2 separate regions of the Homo sapiens genome follow, and region 2 is linked to region 1. A link is a contact called in ENCODE Hi-C or POLR2A ChIA-PET data. All regions are on one chromosome and are shown on one strand. Each heading gives the region's core, a stretch centred on a gene start or an enhancer-like site at or near the end of the contact. The rest is flanking DNA. Distances are from core to core; before and after follow the strand shown. Region 1 has its middle 60 kb from the start of BCL2L14. Region 2 holds the start of BCL2L14 (BCL2 like 14).

Evidence for each region. Hi-C counts contacts between places; a loop is a spot of excess contacts on that map. ChIA-PET counts read pairs that join two places held with the same protein, here RNA polymerase II (POLR2A). Pooled maps may share reads with other maps.
Region 2: a loop to region 1 is called in a map of naive thymus-derived CD4-positive, alpha-beta T cell, with 8 times the contacts of the local background. The contact joins the promoter of BCL2L14 here to the enhancer-like site in region 1. A Hi-C loop is called at or near these places in 1 of 168 maps with a recorded cell type or tissue (naive thymus-derived CD4-positive, alpha-beta T cell) and 8 of 50 pooled maps. POLR2A ChIA-PET finds 5 or more read pairs at or near these places in 6 of 52 experiments (activated CD4-positive, alpha-beta memory T cell, activated CD8-positive, alpha-beta T cell, activated T-cell and 1 more).

Annotation. Positions count from the first base shown.
Region 1 is chr12:12,009,188-12,012,090 of GRCh38, reverse strand. No RefSeq gene overlaps it. Among named protein-coding and RNA genes, the nearest start is that of BCL2L14, 60 kb to the left of the region's middle. RefSeq lists enhancers at 464-613, 1,774-1,823, 977-1,857, 1,844-1,963, 1,858-2,738 and 1 more. Within about 2 kb of position 1,375, at least 21 of the 41 ENCODE cell types and tissues checked have a DNase peak (open chromatin) inside an H3K27ac peak, as active enhancers do.
Region 2 is chr12:12,069,555-12,072,273 of GRCh38, reverse strand. It overlaps BCL2L14 (BCL2 like 14), which reads right to left and starts at 1,335. Exons shown (of 6, transcript NM_138723.2): 1 at 1,137-1,335. RefSeq lists an enhancer at 1,039-1,128 and a silencer at 2,498-2,677.

The DNA of each region.
Region 1 (2,903 bases), core at 126-2,625:
CTGTGATGCGCTCCGTCCTATCTCCCCAGGGAACTCTTATACCATGCAATGCCGTCTGCAGTTCTCAGTACCCTGGCTAGATCTGTTCTCAAGTTTGGCCAGTTTCTTTTTTTTTTTAATTTTATTAAAAAAATTATCTTATGTTTATTAAATTTTTTAAAAATTATTTTCTGGTTTTTAAATCATATTTATTATTTTTTATTTCTTGGCCACCGTTCTGACATAGAACGTGCAAGTGCCTATGCAAACCATTGTATCTGTTGCGGGGGTGACCAATTCATTTCGGTTTGCCTGGGACTTTCCCAGTTTTAGAAACAAAAGTCCTCCCTCCCCCGCCCCGGCCGCCCCATGAATCCCTTCGGTCCCAGGTAAAGCAGGACTGTCAGTGATCCCAGAGGTAGGTGAGGAGCTAGGGGCACTTGGTGTGCACAGCACATCCCAACTGGCACTGGGAAGGAAATGGAATTGCTAGAACAAAGTGCAGCTCCTAAGTCTTATATGTCCAGACTGAGGGGAGTGCCTGGGAGGCCGCAGGGAGGAGCCCAGGGCAGCTGTATGTGGGGAGTTGACCTCAGGTCAGAAGCGCATGGCTGGGCTTGGAGTACAGCTGTGGGCAGGCTGCAGTCGGTCCAGTCACCTCTCCTTGGGGGCTAAGCCAGGCCTTCCCTTTTCTGAGCTCTTGATTAATTTAATGGAGCAACTGAAAGAAGAAGAGGACACAACAAAGGATTGAGCTGGGCTCTCCACCTCTCAGGAGTTTCCTGGGAGCATGTTTTCCCCCAGGAAGCCTTCTTGTCACTGGAGGACATTGATTGTTGCAGGAAGCTGAGGGAATCGAATAGTCAGGGCAACTGTCCTCTGCAAAAACCCTGGGTCAATAAAACCAAAATGACTGCAAGATATCCTGAGAGAGGTGGGCAAAGAAGGCACGTGGATGATTTTTCCTCCTGCTTTTCCCAGCGTTTCTACACACACACACACACACACACACACACACACACACACACACACACGCGCACTTGGGGACAGGTATAGGATGGTTACATTTTGTCTCTCTTCACTTCCTATATGAAGCATAAGAAAGCATTTGGTAAATCTAGTCCTAAGTGTGTTGCCCAAGTCAAATCCAGCGACCCCCTCGCAGCCCCCTCCCCAGAGGTTACATAGTTCCCACAGGGTGCAAGAAAGGGTTATTGAAAACAGCAGGTTTATTTATTTTTTTTCCATAACTTCAGCACTTCTGGTAAATCTCTGATCCAGCATCTAGTGGTTAACCACTGATACAGGAAATGACATTTAACGTTTTTATCACTCAGCCAGAAATGGAAGAACAAGGCGAGTGTGTGTTTAGGGAAGATGGATGGCTGCCCACCACCTTCGTCTTAAAGGCACCCGGCTCTTTTTCTGATTGCAGGGGCTGATAGGCAGCTCACTTCCCCTCTGCCTGCTCGCTCCACTGACGACAATGAGTGGGAATGTCAGGAGAGCAGGAACCCAGGCGTTGTCAGCTATTGATGGGGGTGAAATGGGCAGCATTTGGTTCCCCTTTTTCAGGAGCCGTTGCATGGGGGGACAGGCAGGCCGGAAATGAGTTCGGATGCTCGTGTTCAGGCACATGGAACCACAGCATCAGCCTAGGGTGTCTGAACCCGGGAGGCCACGTGGCCGGGATGAGACTGTGAACAGAGCCCCACTGCCCATTGCTAAGCTGAGGACACTCAGCAGAGACCTCATTAACCCTCCAAGACAACCAGCCAAGCAAGAGTGTTGAGCACCGCAAACCACAGCGAGAGAAATTACAGCTGCTTTCACTTGCAGTTTTCCTTAGTCACCCGGTTGTTCCCCATTTCTTGCCTTTTGGGGATGAGGGGCTTTCAGTGCAGTTACTAAGTGGATTTCTTGTAACAACGGCAACAGTTATAGATAGTCACTCACTTTGTTAAGTGGTAAGTAGTTTAGATTCATGATGTTAACCTGCTCTAGGTCTAGAGCTGGTAAGTGGTATGGCCAGCCAGGATTTGAACCGAGGTCCATCTATGGCCAAAGCCAACCCTGCCCTCCAGACATCTGATAGCAAGTGCCGCCCTAGGCCCCACTGCCCTGCCCAGCCTTTTGCTGATTAAACAATCTCTTGGCTGGGTGCGGTAGCTCACACCTGTAATCCCAGCACTCTGAAAGGCCAAGGCGGGCAGATCACTTGAGGTCAGGAGTTCAAGACTAGCCTGGCCAACATGGTGAAATCCTGTCTCTACTAAAAATACAAAAAATTAGCCAGGCATGGTGGTGTGTGCCTGTAATCCTAGCTATTTGGGAGGCTGAGGTGGGAGGAGTCCTTGAACCTGGGAGGCAGAGGTTGTAGTGAGCTGAGATGACACCACTGCACTCCAGCCTGGGTGACAGAGCAAGACTCTGTCTCAAAAAACAAACAAAACAAAACAAAACCCTTGAGGTGGGTCTGGGCATCAGAGTTTTATGTTTCTTCAAATAGTTCTAGTGGGCAGCCAGCAATGAGCACCGCTGAGCCATGCTGTGATTTCTTGAGCTCAGAGAGCCAGCCGGGTTGGCCTTTGTTGCCAGTGCCCAGGGAACAACCCTTAATGTTTGTTACACAAATGAGTCTCTGATCGCTCTACTTTGGTCTGCAGGGCAAAACCTCTACAGAGAGGGAATAGAGGAAGAGATGAGTCACACCCATTGAGAGCCTGAGGGTTCTCAGCAGATTCTAGCTGTGAGTGCCCCTGGTGAAGTGGGGTAGGTAAGATCAGGCCAGGCATTGTTGGCAGAGACATTCTCATATCCGAGAATGAGAGCCCCACATTCTCGGATAACATTTCCCTTCTCTTAGTAGGAAGTAACGTGATCCCATTTTTATGAAAAGGATCACTCAGGTGCGAAATTGTCCT
Region 2 (2,719 bases), core at 86-2,585, 60 kb before region 1:
GGACTCACTTGTTGAGGTGAGATTTCACTTCCCTCCCGGTGGGTGGCAGCTAACGGATAAGCACACAGAGGAAACTGCAGCAAGCACCTCGTGTTTCCACACACAGAGGCGGCCACCACCCAGTGCCCCAGTTACGCTGGACACCTGGTTCGCTGTGCCTCTGCCTGTCCCAGCGGTGAGGGGTGTGGAGAATCCCTTGGTGGCTGTCCCAGCAGAAGAGCTGACTTCATGTGCTCAGGACACACAGTTGAGGCCTGAGTGGATCTCGTGGGCACTGACACTCATCCCCACGGAGCCTCCCACAGCACATCCTAAGCTCAGCTTGGTTCTGTTGTCCGGAGCCTCCCCTTCTGCCCCTCTCCTCTCCCCCTCACTTCAGACCTCTCAGGCTCTTCGTGCCTTCTGCCTGGACTGTTCTTTAATACTAAAGGTGAAATGAGGAATGAGAGAAAGTGCCTTAACTTCCCACAATAGAAGCTGAATGCTAGACAGAGCCTCAGGTCATATTCACCAAACAGAAGGTCCGAGGCTCTGATTGTGGAAAGAAGGGGACAGGGAGCTCAGGGAGGAGGGAGCTTTCTAGAGGGGAGAGAGGAGAGAGAAGGGTCTTCCATTTACCTGTGCCTTAGACTCAAGGAATTCTCTGGGGGTCTAGACCTCCTGCGGATGAGTGCCCAAGTTCCCACGAGGTACTCAGGACTCTGATCTCAAACCAGGAATTCCCATGCTGGCTTCAGTCCCTGAATCCTCGTGGTCTCCAGCTTGGGCAGTGGTGTCCCTGGCCACGGAATGGCTGTCATGTCATTGCATACCTCCCCAGATACATAAGCAGAGAAGACTGAGTAACGTCACATACCTCAACCAGTAATGTGTTCTTAACTGAATGTCCCAAACCCTTTGTAGCAAAAGAGAAATGAAAGAGAAACCTAAATAACCTTTCTTCGTCTTTCCTGGAAACCCCGCTAAACTAGATTCTCAATGTCATTTTGTGTCCTGAGACTTACATGATAAGAACTTTGTAATAAACCCAGTAAAGAGCTCCCTGAATTAGACTGCCTCATTTGGCAAACAGCTAAAGACCAGGCTGTGTCCTCCTGCAAAGGCTGAGGATGAAGACTGGTGCCTCCTGGTGTTACCTGGTCTGGAAGCTGTCTGTGATTTCTTCTGCTTCAGGTCAGGTGGCAGTAAGGATATTTCTATACCTGAGTCTCTCTCCACGAAACTTAAGAGGAAACTTTCAACAGGTCTTCTTGGCTTGTCGTTTGGAAAGACTCAGGTAGTTTAGAGCCCCAGGCTCTAAACTTTCTTCAGGTTTAGGACTCAGCCTGAAAAGAGGCTTAAAGAAGGAGAACCACTTCCTTATTACGCCCTGCCCCTGGCTTTTTAATTGAAGGAGGGGCTGATCTTTGCCCGTGTAATTTGACTCTAAAAGGAATTCTATATCCATTACCTAGCACTCTTCCTGCCCTTTGGGATAACTAGGTGGGTGTTCTGATACTTCTTTACTATCCTTATCAGTTGTTAGTTAAACAAATGTTTACTGACCGCCTAACATGGTACAGGTACTGTACACATATTTAATCTTTTTTTTTTTTTTGAGACAGAGTTTCACTCTGTTGCCCAGGCTGGAGTGCAGTGGTGCGATCTTGGCGCACTGCAACCTCCGCCTCCTGGGTTCAAGCGATTCTCATATCTCAGCCTCCTGAGTTTCTGGGATTACAGGCTTGCACCAGCACGCCTGGCTAATTTTTGTATTTTTAGTAGAGACAGGGGTTTCACCATGTTGGTCTCGAACTCCTGGCCTCAGGTGGTCTGCCCTCCTCGGCCTCCCAAAGTGCTGGGATTACAGGCGTAAGCCACTGCGCCCGGCCAACATATTTAATCTTAACAACATTGAGAGGCAGGCGTTACGATTCCCATTGCACAGATGAGGAAACTGAGGCTCAGAGAGGTGAAGTATCTTGCTACGGATCCCTATCAGTTGAGCTGAGATCCAAATCGTGCTCTTTCTGGCTTTACACTCTATCATGTCACCTCTCCTATGTGACTCAAAGATTGTGTTCAAGTGGAACCACTGGAAAAGTGTTCAAAAAGGAATCTAAGCACAGCCATAGTAAAAACCACAAAAACCCACTGAAAGGCCAAATGTCATAACTTTAGAGATGGAATTCCCTATTATATGAAATAGGAAACAGTTACATCTGATTTTATGCTCTTTCCAGAGTCTTAAGTGAAATAGATATATATGGCCATGCTTGAGATCATAAACCCTGGACCGCTGGTCAAACTGTGACGATGAAGGAAGTGTGAATAGTGAAAGGGGAATTAATGCTATTTTCGTAAAAGTGGGGAAGAATGGGTCATTTAAATATTAGGCAAACAGATCCACAAGAGACAAACAGATGGTAGTTATGGGAAAGTTAGATATTTAGTAACTCGAGGTGAATTTTCACCAGCAAACTAATATTTTTTGCACCAGTGAGGTCAATGTAGAGGGTATTAAAGAAATACTAAGAATGATTTTTCTCTTTTTATAAAAACTTGCCACCTTTTTTTTTTTTTTTTTGAGACGGAGTCTTGCTCTGTCGCCCAGGCTGGAGTGCAGTGGTGCGATCTTGGCTCACTGCAAGCTCCACCTCCTGGGTTCACGCCATTCTCCTGCCTCAGCCTCCCAAGTAGCTGGGACTACAGGCGCCCGCCACCAAGCCTGGATAATTTT